Linked DNA regions of Homo sapiens: region 1 is linked to region 2. A link is an interaction called in ENCODE POLR2A ChIA-PET data of the cell type or tissue named here. Cell type or tissue: PC-9. All regions are shown on one strand.

The links. Peaks named below come from ENCODE experiments on the same cell type or tissue, not always from the same donor. Only the 100,000 strongest peaks of a DNase experiment are listed, where the experiment ranks them.
Region 1: POLR2A ChIA-PET joins it to region 2 with 6 read pairs; 1 of 35 experiments calls an interaction of 5 or more read pairs at or near these places.

What each region holds. Positions count from the first base shown.
Region 1 is chr5:36,924,169-36,932,168 of GRCh38, reverse strand. The region is part of intron 1 of NIPBL (NIPBL cohesin loading factor); the gene reads right to left. Among named protein-coding and RNA genes, the nearest start is that of NIPBL, 51 kb to the right of the region's middle. In PC-9, no CTCF peak of the experiment used is centred here; a DNase peak (open chromatin) is centred at 3,048; H3K27ac peaks cover 2,273 bases.
Region 2 is chr5:37,269,755-37,277,754 of GRCh38, reverse strand. No RefSeq gene overlaps it. Among named protein-coding and RNA genes, the nearest start is that of CPLANE1, 24 kb to the right of the region's middle. In PC-9, no CTCF peak of the experiment used is centred here; a DNase peak (open chromatin) is centred at 4,994; H3K27ac peaks cover 1,926 bases.

The DNA of each region.
Region 1 (8,000 bases), 350 kb after region 2:
CACATGCTGGACCATGAAATAAATCTCATTAAATTTACAACAAATCATATAAAGGGTGTTCCCTGACAACAAAAGAATAAAATTAAAACCCATAACCGAAAGAAATCTGAGAAAATCAATGGGTCAAAGAAGAAATCATGAGAGAAATTAAATACTTAAAACTGCATGAAAATGAAATCACAACATATTAAACTTCATGGGATACAGCTAAAGCAGTTTTATAGGAATATTTATAGCTTTAAATGCCCATATTAGAAAGAACAGCCTCGAATCAGTATTTATGCTTCCATACCTTAAGAAACTAGAAAAAGTGTAAACAAAATCAAAAACAGGAAGAAGAAAAAAATAAAGATAAAAGTAAAAATAAACAAAAAAAAAAAAAACCAGAGACATACGAATGAATTCAAAAATTAGTTCTTAAAAAATAATCAACAAAATTGACAATGTCTTAAATAGAATGATCAGGAAAGTAAGAGAGAACAGACACAAATTACCAAAATCAGAAATGAAGGAGAGGAAATCACTACCAATACTTTAGAAATTAAAAGGGAAGGCCCGGTGTGATGGCTCATGCCTATAATCCCAGCACTTTCCAGGCCAAGGTGGGCAGATCATTTGAGTCCAGGAGTTCGAGAGCAACCTGGGCAACAAGGAAAAACCTCGTCTCTATAGAAAATACAAAAATTAGCCAGGCATGGTGGCATGCACCTGTGGTCTTAGTTTCTCAGGAGGGTTAGGTGGGAAGATCACTTGAGCCTAGGAGGCAGAGGCTGCAGTGAGCCGAGATCACACCACTGCACTCCAGCCTGGGTGACAGAGTGAGACTCCTTTTCAAAAAAATAAAAAAAGAAAGAATTAAAAGGGAATATTAACTTTAAGCCAACAAATTACACAACTTATATTAAAAAAAAAGGAAATTCTTCAAAAGACAAATTACCAGAACAGACTCAACAAGAAATAGAAACTCTGAATAGATCCCTAACAAATAAGAAAACTGAACTACTTATTAAAAATCTTCACACTAAGAAAGCCTAGGCACAGACGATCTCACCAATGATTTTTATGAAATATATAAGAAAGAATAGCAAACTTTTATAAACTGTTTTATAAACTAGAGAATATTTCCCAGCTGAGTCTGGTATCACCAAAGCCAGACAGAGACAATGCAAGAAAACTACAGACCAATATCCCTCATGAACACACATACAAAAATTATTTTTTAAAAACTGGCAAACCAAATTCATCAACATATAAAAATGACTACACATTATGACCAAATGGGATTTATCCTGTGAATGCAAGGGTGGTTAACCATCTAAAAATAAATTAATGTAAAACATCTTATTAATAGAAATAGCAACTAAAGCTACATGACCATTTTGAAAGACACAGAAAAACACTTGACAAAATCCAACAACCACTATTTTTTAAAACTCTCAAAAATTAGAAATAAAAAGGCTCTTCTTCAACCTAATAAAGAGCATCTATGAAAATTCTACAGCTAACTTCCCTATCAGGAGAAAAACAAAAATGCCTGTTCTTATTCCTTCCACTGAATATTGTCCTGTAGGTTTTAGTTAGTACAGCAAAACACCAAAAAGTAACACATTTTAAGAAAAAAACTTAAAAAGATATTAAATGCATTCAGATTAGACAGGAAGAAATGAAACTGCATTATCAGATGACACTGTCCAGTATGTAGAAAATCCTAAGAAACCACCAACGAACAACTAGAATCAAAAAAAAGCTCAGCTAGATCACAAGATAGAAAATCAACATACAAAAATCAGTTGTATTTCTATATTCTAGCAAAAATGCAAAAATGAAATTAAGAAAACAATTCCATTCAAACTAGGACCATGAAGAATATTTGGGAATAAATTTTTAAAAATCAGTATAAGATTTGTATTTGCACACTGTTATAAGACACTGCTGAGCCAAAAAGATCTAAAACATTCCATGCTCATAAATTAGAAGACTCAAAATTGTTAATATGGTAATTCTCTTCAAATTGATCTATAGATTCAACATAATCTTTTTCAAAATCCCAGCTGTTTTTTTTCCATAGAAATAAGCTGATCCTAACTTTATAGGAAAATACAAAGGATCTAGAATAGCCAAAATAATTTAGTGAAGAAAAAAGTTGGAGAACTTATACTACCCAATTTCAAAACTTACTATGAAGCTACAGTAATCAAGATTGTGTGCTATTAATATAAGGACAGGTATACGGATTGATCAATGAAGAGAATCTAGAGTCCAGAAATAAATCTTTGTATTTATGTTAGATTTTTCACAAAGATGCCCACAAAATTCAATGGAATAAAAGACAGTCTTGTCAACAAATGATTTTTAGATAACTGGACATTTACATGCAAAAATAAATTTAAAAACAGACCATTAACTTATACCATACACAAAAATTAATTCAAATGGATCAAATACCTAAATGTATGAGCTTAAACTATAAACCATCTAAAGGAAAATATAGGAGAAAACATCTGTGACCTTAGGTCAGGCAGAGTTCTTAGATGACAAAAACAAGGCAGAGTTCTTAGATAACAAAAACATGAGCCATAAAAGATAAAACTGATAAACTGGATTTCATTAAAGTTAACAATTTTCATAGTTCAAATGATATCAATAAGAAAATGAAAAGACAAGCCATAGACTGGGAGAAAATATTGCCAAATCACAAATCTGATGAAGCTCTTGTATTCAGAATTTAAATGAACTCTCACTAGTGAACAAGAAGATAACACAACTTTGAAAATGGGCAAAGAACTTACTTAAGACACTTCACCAAAGAACACATATGAATGGCTTATAAATATACAAAAAAAAGTGCTCAATATCACTTCACCAAAGAACACATGTGAATGGCTTATAAACATATAAAAAAAAGTGCTCAGTATCATTAGTCATTAGGTATATTCTCACTGAAACCACAATGATACCATGACACATCCATTAAACTGTCATAATGTTATAAAAAAAGACACTATTAACTGTTGGTGAAGATGTAGAGAAACTTGAACCCTTACACACTGCTGGTAGAAATGTAAAATGATACAGCCACACTGGAATACAGTTTGGCTGTTTCTTAAAAAGTTAATTATCATATGACCCAGCAATTCCATTCTTAGGAATGTATCCAAGATAAATAAAAACGTATGTCTACACAAAGATTTCTCCATGAATGCTCAAAAAAGTATTACTCATAAAAGTAAAAAACTGGAAATTATATAAGTATCTACCAACTAGTGTATAGACAAACAAAATATCATAATACAATGAACTACCATTCAGCAATAAAAAAGAACAAAATACTGATACGTTATGTCATAAATGAACCTCAAAACATGCAAAGTGAAAGAAGCCAGATGCAAAATACTACATATAATTCTTTTTAGATGAAATGTCCAGAAAAATTTATAGAAACAAAGAGCAGATCAGTAGTTGCCAGGACTGGAGAGGGCTGTGGGAGTTGGGAACTCACTGCAAATAGGCTTGAGGAAAATTTGGGGACTGATGAAAAGGTTCTAAAACTAGAAACCATTAAATTGTATACTTAAACAGGTGAACTTTATATTAAGCGGATCATACCTCAATAACGTTGTAAAGTAAAATTGCATCTAGAGATATTAATCTCCTTTATCTAGCTCTAAACATTTCTCCTTAGGTCAATATATTTTTCCTTAAGAAATTTTTTTAGTTAGTAAAAACATTTATTGTACATACTGATCATATACAGTACTAACAATTTCTGGGAATGCAAAAACAAACACTGTGATTTGGTTGTATTAATTAGCTCTAACTTGCACTTGACTAAAATTTCTTGAGAAGAATAGGCAAAGCAATCATGTTTTTAAGCAAGCTTACAAACTGTCACCTGCATGTAGTTAAAGACTACTTCACTTACCCTAGGATGACAGTTACATTCAATATAATTACCCTGTTTTGAAAAGATTCACTGATATATTAAAGTAGGAAGGCATCTTACAAATAATCTAGTCCAATCTCTTCGTTTTACAGATAAGAAAAAGATGAAATTACGTGTTCAAGACCACACATTCAAAGTTAGTTGCAAAGCTTCCCAGTCTCCTGACTTTCCTGCTCTTTTTGTGCATCGAGTATGGTTTTATTGAAAGAAAGTGGTAGAAAATTTAAAAAAAAAAAATCACTGCAGCCGGGCATGGTGGCTCATGGCTGTAATCTACTTCGGGAGGCTGAGGCAGGTGGATCACCTGAGGCCAGGATTTTGAGACTAGCCTGGCCAACATGGCGAAACCCGTCTCCTTTACCACTTTATTCTCCCTTGGTGATTTCCATGTCTCAAGGATTTTAAACACTATATATATTAAAGACTCCAGCCTGGACCTCTCTCCTGAACTCCAGACTGGTATATCCAACTGCCTATTTGATATCTCCATTTGGATGTCTAACAACCATCTCAAACTTACTTCCAAAATAAATTCCTTATACTGTTCTTCGTGCTTCTTCTACAATACTCCTAATTTTGATTAAAGACAACTCATTTGTCCAGTTCCTTTGGCCAAAAATCTTATTATCCTTGACTCCTATCTTTTTTACACAACTTTTGGATCGTGAGTCTCTACCTTCAAAATATATCCAAAATTCGACCATTTCCAAGCCACCATGCTCCCTTCCCAGACTCTTAATTGGTCTTTTTCACTCTTGCACTCCTTGGCAGTTAAACATAGCAATCAGAGATTCTATTAAAATACAGGTTGGATCATGTCACTCTTTTTGAAATCCTTCAATGACTTTTTCAGAGCAAAGGCAAAATCCTTATAATGATCTACAAGTTTAGAATATGAATAACATTTTAAACCAAAAATCCGCCTTGATATTCTTTTCTCCTCTCAGTAAAATATGCCTGTATCCTCCTTGAGAAAACAATACTTATAATATGTAAGTGTTATATAAATTGGTGAGAATATAACATTAAATGAAATGGAGTGGAGGATTCTTTCTTTTCTCAGATCTCATACACCTACAACTCTTGAACTCAAGTCGTGATACAAAAGCAGATGATAGTACACTGTTAATCATAAAGCAAATATTAGAGGGAGAATATACATATTTATAGGAAAAAGTGTTTATAGTTCTAACGTCAACAAAACCAACTTCTCCTTTCAAATCAAACCAATAAACATTTTGGTTCAGCTTCAGGAAAAATTGACTCCCATTATAGGTGCTCTGATTCTAATAACTGTTTAAATTTGTTCCCGGTAAAAAAATACATGAAACCATTTGCCCTATTACCAATTTTTTTCAACTTGAATTTACACAATCTAAAATAATTGGTTTAATTCAATGTGGCAGATTAAAAACCACATGATTAGTACTCATGGCATGCCTATACCAAAATATCTCACATACCCCATAAATATATATACTTACTATGTACCCACAAAAATAAAAAATAAAAACCACAAATTATTTGCTAGTCCTCATATTGAGGTAATGGCTAATTCCTCTCCTTTGAATCTGGGCTGACCTTTGTGACATGCATGGTGAATAAAATGCAGCAGAAAGGGGCTAGGTGATAAGAAATCTTACAGCTTTCAAATAAGCATGTTGACAATACTTTTTGGAAACCCTGATCCACTATGTTAAATATCACATGACCATGAAAAAGCCATGCTGATGATGCTGTATGCAGATGCTACACATGATGTCTCCGCTGAATCGAGCCTTTTGGCTGTCTCTACCAAGGCGGCACTTATATGGGTAAAGCCATCTGGAACTATTCTGGCCAGCCCATCTACCAGCTGAATACCTCCAAGTAACCTCCATCACCACCACATGAACAAAGCCAAGCCCTGCCTAAATTCCTGACCCACAAAATCGTGAGACATAGGAAAATGGCTGTTATTTTAAAACCACACTAAGTATGGGGAGTAGTTTGTTACACAGCAACAGATAACTGGAACAGTCAGTAACATTTTTTTGTTTTGTTTTTAAATCAAACTGGCAACAAAGAAGTTCTCAAAGGTACATTTACAGTGTTCAAAAGTGGTAAAGAATTCACAGAGTGAGCCAAAGGAATTAAGTCAGGATATATGTTTATTCTCATATTCAGGAAGGTATTGCCATGGTAATGGAGAAACTACTGACGTGACTGAGTCATCAATGAATTAGACTTGAGAATGGGTACGAAAATGAGAAGAAAATATTCATAAATGATACCTAGCTAAATGAGCATAGCAGGAGGTTAAAACAAATCCATGACTTAGAAGTTTGGGAGACAGGGTATAGAATATTATGTTCTTGGTCTAGTTGGACAGAAATAAGTAAGAATGGAAAGCAGGAAATGTGAGTAGAATATAGGCAAATGAACAGACAATGGGAACTGTAAGTTACGTAGGATGGATATATGTTCTCTTAGCTCAGCCTCAAGAAGAAACAGCCTTCTAACAATATGCAATAGTGGCAAAAACAGGTTTTTAATTATAATTCTGCCACGTACTAGTTGAAAGACTTTAAGTTATTTACTTAGTCTCTTTGAGGGTTTCCTCAAATATAAAGTGAGGATAATAGTGCCTACCTCAGAGTTATTTTAAAAATTAATGAACTGGCTGGGCGCGGTGGCTCATGCCTTTAATACCAGAACTTTGGGAGGCCGAGGTGGATGGATCACCTGAGGTCGGGAGTTCGAGACCAACCTGGCAAACATGGTGAAACCCCGTCTCTACTAAAATACAAAATTAGCCGGTGTGGTGGTACATGCCTGTAATCCCAGCTACTCAGGAGGCAAAAGCAGGAGAATCACTTGAACCCAGGAGGCGGAGGTTGCAGTGCGCCGAGATCACGCCATTGCACACCAGCCTGGGCAACAAGAGTGAAAATCCATCTCAAAAAAAAAAAAAGTAATGAATTAATGTATGTAAAATAAGTGTAAAAGACAATAAATATTAAATTTGGAGATATGATATACTAGAAAAGAGTGTTTTAAAGTATTACTATCAATGCTATTAATAGATAGCATCACTTATTTGAGTACCTTCTATATGCCAAGCATTCTGCTAGATAACATTAATCTTCAGCAGATTCCTGTCAGACAGATATTGACCTCCCTACTTCATACTTATGAAATACCTGCATAAGTGGACAAAGTAACTGCTTAGTAGCATCGTAAAATATTTTCCTTTAAAAATACAATTATTGTTTCTTAACCTGATGACAGAATAAAAGATATATAAAATTTTACTGACAAAGATACTGGTATAATGGATGTAAGTAGTCAAAGAAAAAGGCCTTTAATAGAGGCCCCCAGGAATTATTATAGAAAATAAAAGCAAAATGGAAACGTCTGGGGTGGGGATAGGACAAGGAAATCTTAAAAGGGAATGTGAGATGAGAGTCTGAGGAAAAATCTATTTCTTGTATTAGCTAGACTGGAGATTTTCTGTCACTGTTGATAATAACAGCAGTTAGTGTCAGCTATGTACATTACTAGCTGCTTTACATTCATATCATCATTTAATTTTCATGGCAATCATCCAAAGCAGTTATCATTCATTTCATTAAAAATTTAGTGAGTACCTACAAGGTACCAGACATTGTGGATACACCTATACACAAGACAATACAGTGTTCCTGACCAAACCAGCTGGCAAACTATTATAGAAATGGAAGCCTTTTCAAAGAGGTTACAGTAATTTGCCTAAGTTCACACAGCTAATAAAGACCACAATCAGAATATGAATTCAAATCTTACTCCAGGCCTATGTTCTTAACCACTACACTTAATGACACAATAAAAAAATAAAAAATTCTGTAATGCTGACAAGCTACAAAACTATTTAAACTGATATAAAATTTTCTCAAGAAACATTCAGTAACACACTAAACATTTTATTAATCATCCATAATTAATAATTTATTAAACAGTTATATTTAAATTTATTTCAATAATATTCCATGCTTACTGCAGTTGTAACATTTAAAGATCAAAAATTTGGATATTAGTT
Region 2 (8,000 bases):
CTAGCCTTCTTTCTTTCTTTCTTTTTTTTTTTTTTGGAGACAGAGTCTCGATCTATCACCCAGAATGGAGAGCAGTGGCGTGGTCTCAGCTCACTGCAACCTCCACCTTCTGGGTTCAAGCGATTCTCCTGCTTCAGCCTCCCGAGTAGCTGGGATTACAGGCATGCGCCACCATGCACGGCTAATTTTTTTGTATTATTAGTAGAGACAGGGTTTCACCATGTTGACCAGGCTGGTCTCGAACCCCTGACCTCAGATGATCCACCCACCTCGGCCTCCCAAAGTGCTGGGATTACAGGCATGAGCCACTGCACCCAGCCAGGCAGATTTCTCAGAACACAAAAACTTTAATCAGGAAAAAGTTGCTAAATTGGATTTTGTCAAAATGAAAAACATCCGCTCTTCGAAAGAAACTGAAAAGGCAAACTACAAACTGGAATAAAATATTTACAAACTATAGATATAAAGTAGTTGTATCTAAAATATATATAATACTGGCCGGGCACTGTGGTTCACATCTATAATTTCAGCACTTTGGAAGGCTGAGGTGGGCAGATCACTTGAGGTCAGGAGTCCAAGCACAGCCCGGCCAACATGGTGAAACCCTGTCTCTACTAAGAATACAAAAATTGGCTGGGCGCGGTGGTGGGCGCCTGTAGTCCCAGCTACTCAGGAGGCTGAGGCAGGAGAATCGCTGCAGTGAGTGGAGATCACTCCACTGCACTCCAGCCTGGGCAAAAGAGCTAGACTCAGTCTCAAAAATAATAATAATACATAATATATTTATAATAATCTCACAATTCAATAAGGAGACAGCCCCTACCCTTCCAAAAAAAAATGGGCAAAAGATTTGGCTACTTTGTCCAAGAAGATACATGGATGGCAATAAGCACTGAGAAAATGGTCAACATTGTTACTCAGTAGAGAAAGGCAAATTGAAAGTATAATAAGATGTGTGACTACACATCCACAAGTTACTCAAATTAAAAAGATTGGCCATTTCTAGCATTGGCAAGGATGTGGAGTAACTGGAACTCATATGTTGTTAGTTTGAATACAAAATAATAGTACAGCCAATTTGGAAAACGGTTTAGGTCTGACACAGTGGCTCACGCCTGTAATCCCAGCACTTCAGGAGGTCGAAGTGGGCGGATCACCTGTGGTCAGGAGTTCAAGACCAGCCTGGTCAACATGATGAAACCCTGTCTTTACTAATAATATAAAAAAAATTAGCCAGGAGTGGTGGTGTGTGCCTGTAATCCCAGCTACTTGGGAGGCTGAGGCAGGAGAATCGCTTGAACCAGGAAGGTGGAAATTGCAGTGAGCTGAGATCACGCCATTGCACTCCAGCTTGGGCAACAAGAGTGGAACTCCATCTCAAAAAAAAAAAAAAAGGAAAAAAAACGGTTTGGCAGTTTCTTTTAAAGTTAACCATGTATTCATGTAACTCAGAAATCCCTAGTGATTTGCTCCTCGATAGTTACTCAAGAGAAATAAAAACCTACGTCCACAGAAAAACTTGCACAATAACGTTCAGAGCAGCTTCACTCATACTAGCCCCAAACTGGAAACAATAAAAATTTCCATAATTAGATGAATAAATAATAAACTGTGGTGTATTCATGCAATGGACAACCATGGCATGATAAGCAACAATATGTTAAGTGAAATAATTAAGTAACAAAAAGAGTATCTGCACTACGACTCCATTTACTCACATTTCAAACAGAGCAAAAATAATAATAATAACCCTGCCCCATATTGTTTAGATATGTATACATAATTGGCAAAAACCATAGAGAAACAAAAGATATCATAAAATTTGGTCTAATGGGCCAGGTACAGTGGCTCATGTCTGTAATCCCAGCAATTTGGGAGGCCACAGCAGGAGGCTCACTTGAGCCTAGCAGTTTGAGACTAGCCTGGGCAACATAGCCTGGGCCCTACCTTTATTTAAAAAAAAAAAAAATTAGCCACCTGGTGGTATCCCAGCAACTTGGGAGGCTGAGGTGGGAGGATCACTTGAGCCAGGGAGGTCAAGGCTGCAATGAGCTATGATGACACCACTGCATTCCAGCCTTGGTGACAGAGTGAGATTGTGTCAAAAAAAAAAAAAAAAGTCTAAATGCTTACCTCCAAGGAGCACGACAAGCTAGCAATCTTCTCTGAGAAAGAGAAAGCTAGCAATCTTCTCTTTCTTGACCTCGGTGGTATTTTCATGATGTTTACTCCATATTTTATTAACTTTACATACATATTTTATATATACTTCTGTACATATACATTTTACTATTAAAATGTAGAAATAAAAAACTAAACACTATTTGACTGAATTATTATGAATCACTTAATGTCTAATATTTAAATGCTCAAGCATTTAAACATACAACTTTTTTTTTTTTTTTGAGACTGAGTTTCACTCTTTGTTGCCCAGCCTGGAGTGCAGTGGCATGATCTTGGCTCACTGCAACCTCTGCCTCCCAGGTTCAAGCAATTCTCCTGTCTCAGCCTCCTGAGTAGCTGGGATTACAGGTGCCCACCACCATGCCTGGCTAATTTTTGTATTTTTAGTAGCAATGGGATTTCAACATGTTGGCTAGGCTGGTTTTGAACTCCTGTCACACACGTCCATGTGGAGAGAGACCATCAAACAGGCTTTGTGTGAGCAATAAAGCTTTTTAATCGCCTGGGTGCAGGCGGACTGAGTCCAAAAAAGGAGTCAGCAAAGGGAGATAGACAAGGGTGAGGCAGTTTTATAGGATTTGGGTAGGTAGTGGAAAATTACAGTTAAAGGGGGTTGTTCTCTTGCTGGCAGGGGCGGGGGTTACAAGGTGCTCGGTGGGGAGCTTCTGATATTCATTGTCCAGGAGAAGGAATGTCACAAGGTAATGTCATCAGTTAAGGCAGGAACCGGCCACTGACCTCCTGATCCACCTGCCTCGGCCTCCCAAAGTGTTGGGATTACAGAGGGGACCCACCACACCTGGCCTATGACTTTTTTTTTAAAGGGGAAACACTGTGTCTTGTTTACCTTTGTATCAGTTTCCCAGTCTAACAAGTAGTCTACAAGTAATTGGAGACTTACCAATTGTTTGCTGAGCAGATTAAGATACATATTGTATAATGAAAGATAATTTGATATAATTTTAAAATTATTAATGTACTAGGTCACCTAAATGGAGACAAAAGGACATAATTATATGATTATATCACTTATAGGGAGTGATTTAAATTCACATTAATTCCTAAATTCCATGTGTTTAAAAACAAGATTTAATATCCAGACTATGGCAACACCATCTTTTACAAGTTATAGAATTTTGCAAATCAAATTATACATTGTTTTCACATTTTATCACAGTTACTATTTTTGCCAGTGTATTTGTTCTGTTAATTCATATACTGAAGAGAAAGGGCTAGAGTCTATACAACCACACCATTTCCAGTGAACACAATAATGCAGATGCTGGTATTTGTTTGTTTGTTTGTTTGTTTGTTTGTTTGTTTTGAGACAGTGTCTCACTCTGTCACCCAGGCTGGAGTGCAGTGGTGCAATCAGGGCTTATTGTAGCCTCAACCTCCCAGGCTCAAGTGATCCTCTCACCTCAGCTTCCTGAGTAGCTGGCACTACAGGCACATGCCACCATGTCTGGTTAATTTTTTTTTTTTTTTTTTTGTATTTAAGATGGGGTTTCACCACGTTACCCAGGCTGGTCAAGTAAAAATGTAAACAATATTTCCATATGAAGGCAACATGATTGCATATTTTGAAAAACCAAGTGAACTACCAAAAACAATTTGATAAAATAATAGAATAAGAGAACTAGCAAAACTGCAAGGTAAATTGACTAAACTGTATTGCCACATTCCAACAATAAAAATTAGAAATTACAGTGAGATAAATCGCATACATAATAATGAGAAACATTAAATATTTAATCTAGTCTCAAATGTCATCAATTGCAAGACATCATCAGTTTAAGACACCATCAGTTTATGAATTACCAAGAAAGAAAAAATGTAGGCCGGGCACGGTGGCTCACGCCTGTAATCCCAGAACCTTGGGAGGCTGAGGCAGACGGATCATGAGTTCAGGAGTTTGAGACCAGTCGGACCAACATGGTGAAACCCCGCCTTTACTAAAAATACAAAAATTAGCCGGGCGTGGTAGTGGGCGCCTGTAGTCCCAGCTACTCCGGAGGCTGAGACAGGAGAATCGCTTGAACGTGGGAGGCAGAGGTTGCAGTGAGTCAAGATTGTGCCACTGCACTCCACCCTGGGTGACAGAGTGAGACTCCATCTCAAAAAAAAAAAAAAAGAAAAGAAAAGAAAAGAAAAGAAAGAAAAAATGTTGCCAATTAAACTTAAACTGACAATGAATTCTCATTCTCGTCATTTAGAATTTTTATTTTGGCCGGGCGCGGTGGCTCACGCCTGTAATCCCAGCACTTTGGGAGGCCGAGGCGGGTGGATCACGAAGTCAAGAGATGGAGACCATCCTGGCCAACCTGGTGAAACCCCGTCTCTACAAAAAATACAAAAAATTAGCTGGGCGTGGTGGCAAGTGCCTATAGTCCCAGCTACTCAGGAGGCTGAGTCGGGAGAATCGCTTGAACCTGAGAGGCAGAGGTTGCAGTGAGCCAAAATCGTGCCACTGCACTCCAGCCTGGCAACAGAGTGAGACTCCATCTCAAAAAAAAAAAAAAAAAAAGAATTTTTATTTTACATTTATTGAAAGAGTTCTTTAGATTATTAAGATAGATTTTTATCATATTATTGTTGTACATTCATAAAAAGAAAACAGAAACTAAATAAATTAGTTAAGGTATATTAAAAATAATTTTATATTGATAGACTAATTCTTCTAAACCATTTTTGAATTCAGATACTGATGTCTGTTTTCTAACACAATATTGATGGGAAAGACTACACCATGACCTTGAGTGCCCCACGCCCTTGCAGGGTATGCCAAGAATGCAAGGCCCTGACCACTCCTTCCTTAGCTATTTCTTAGGGTGGTGTTTGCTGAGGTAATGTCCCAACAGTGAGCCAGCCTATTTGCCACTCACTGTAAAAATGATAAATCTCCCAGCTCAACTTTTTTCTCCTGTAACACAACCCAATTTGTCCATCTAGGCCACCTGTGTTGTCCCTGTGGGAATTGGGAGGCTTGGGAAACCTCATGAACATCACCTGAACATTCTGCCTATTGCTTTTGACTTGAAAAATGCAGCCTTTTTTCTCTAACCCCTGGAGTCTCATGTTTTCTGCCAGCATCCACCCCATGCTTAGATCCACACAATTTAACAGGTAGCTTGTTAGCTTGCGAGGAGGGTAAAATCTCAGACTCTTTAAAGACCTTAACAAATATCAACATCTGACCATCAAGAATGTTGGTGATGAGGTATTTCTTAAGGGCATTCTGTTATGGACTCAAGAAATTTCTGCCAAGTGGGCGACGGCCATTCTGCAAGTTATGATGCACATGCAGAGGCAATTACTAACAAGTGTTATACAACTGATCCCAGTTTCAGATGTTAAGTTGAGAAGTAGAGGTTCCCCTACTTTTTCCCCATATTTCATCCACATTTTAGAATGGATGAAATATGCTATGGTATCCATATGGTATAATGAATATTTTTTGTTTATTCATGACTCGTTCTTTAGCTTCCTGATACATTTAAAAATTTATTATATCAAGTACCCTAATAATTAGATACCCCAAATCAGGTTGAAATCAACTGCTTTTCCATCAATGGATGAATGGTATAATGGTTAGTACTGAGTGTTAACTTGATTGGATCGAAGGATACAAAGTATTGATCTTGGGTGTGGCTGTGAGGGTGTTGTCAAAAGATACTAACATTTGAGTCAGTGGACTGAGGAAGGCAGATTCACCCTTAACCTGGTGGGCCCAATATAATCAGCTGCCAACGAATGTAAAGCAGGCAGAAAAACGTGAAAAGGATAGCCTCCCAGCCTACATCTTTCTTCCATGCTGGTTGCTTCCTGCCCACGAACATTGGACTCCAAGTTCTTCATTTGTGGGGGCTCGGACTGTCTCTCCTTGCTCCTCTGCTTGCAGACAGCCTATTGTGATTCCTTGTAATCGTGTGAGTTAATACTTAATAAACTCCCGTGTGTGTGTGTGTGTGTGTGTGTGTGTGTGTGTGTGTGTGTGTGTGTATCTTCTATTCTGTCCCTCTAGAGAACCCTGACTAATACAGATTTTGGTACCAGGAGTGGTTCTAGAGGAACAGAATGTTAAGGATGGAGTTCTTTCATTTTTGGGGTTTCTGGATTTGGCTGCTTAATATGATTAGACCCAAAAATGCTAAGGACTCTACTTCTAATAGTATGGAGAACACTGATAGTCCTTGGTGTGAACTGTTTAGAGAGTTATACAAAATAAATGCATTTGGCACACCTGATTCACCACTCATGAGAGGCAAAGAGTTTAGTGACTCTATACATAATATCTTTGACCATATGTGGAGAACCAAGGAACATAATGAAGCTGGTTGGTTGCTTCTAAGTTCAATGGACAAAGTGATGAAAGAAAATGATAAACTCAGGGATTCTGTCTCCTGGCTTCAGAAACAGATACTGAGCCTCAAATCTGCTAAGATTGCCCTGAGTGAGAGTCGTATCTCCTGTAGAGAAAACTGAAATTGTGGAAAAACAGATACAAGCTCTTAACATGTGAGTGGCTGACCCCCAATGAAAGATACATGTACAGCTTTGCCAGGTGTCTACTGTTAAAGTGAGGGCATTCATGGGAAAAGACTGGGACCCTGAAACTTGGAATGTGGATTTGTGGGAGGACCCTGATGAAGTCGGGGACACTGAGTTTGTAAACTCTGATGAACGTTTTTTGCCAGAAGGAACAGCTTCCCCATCCCCAGTAGTAGCAGCATCCTCTCCTCGACCCATGCTGCCATCAGCCTTTCCACCTTTGTCTAAGGAGATAAACCCTGCACTGCCTGAGGCAATAGCGATGGCCTCCCCTGAGGCAGCTGCCAGGCAAGATAATGTTGATTCTCTTCAGGAGCTACCCCCAACACCTCTGTTTGCTTCAAGACCTATAATGAGACTAAAGTCCTAGTGGGCCCCTAGATGTGAGGTTGAGAGTGTGACCCATGAGGAGGTGCACTACACTCGAAAGGAGCTGTTTGAGTTCTCTAATTTATAGAAACAGAAACCCGGAGAACAGGCAGTGGAATGGATACTAAGGATATGGGATAATTGTGGAAGAAACATAGAATTGGATCAGGCTGAATTTATTGATTTGGCCCACTAAGTAAGGACTCTGCTTTTAATGTTGCAGCTTGGGGAGTTAAAAAAGGTTCTAATTGTTTACTTGCTTGGTTAGCAGAAATATGTATTAAAATATGGTCCACTGTGAGTGTGCTAAAATGCCTGATTTCCCTTGGTTTAATGTAGAGGAAGGGATCAAATGGCTTAGGGAGATTGGGATGGTGGAGTGCATTAGTGACTTTAGACCTACTCATCCCAGCTGGGAGGATCCAGAAGATATAGCCTTGACCAATGCCTTGCTAAATAGATTTCTGAGGGCAGCACCTGTATCTTTGAAGAGCCCTGTCATTCCTCTTCTCTGTATGTCAGATCTAAGAGTGGCAACCACAGTCACTCAACTACAAAATTTAAATACAATGGAAATAGGTCAGGCAGTTTGGCTCATGCCTGTAATCCCAGCACTTTGGGAGGCCAAGGTGGGTGGATCACCTGAGGTCAAGAGTTCAAGACCAGCCTGGCTAACATGGTGAAACCCCATCTCTACTAAAAACACAAAAATTAGCCAGGCGTGGTGGCGGGTGCCTGTAATCCTAGCTACTGGGAAGCTGAGACAGGAGAATTGCTTGAACCTGGGAGGTGGAGGTTGTAGTGAGCCAGGATTGAGCCACTGCACTCCAGCCTGGGCGATAAACCAAGACTCTGTCTCAGAAATAAAAATAAAAATAAAAAATAAATACAATGGA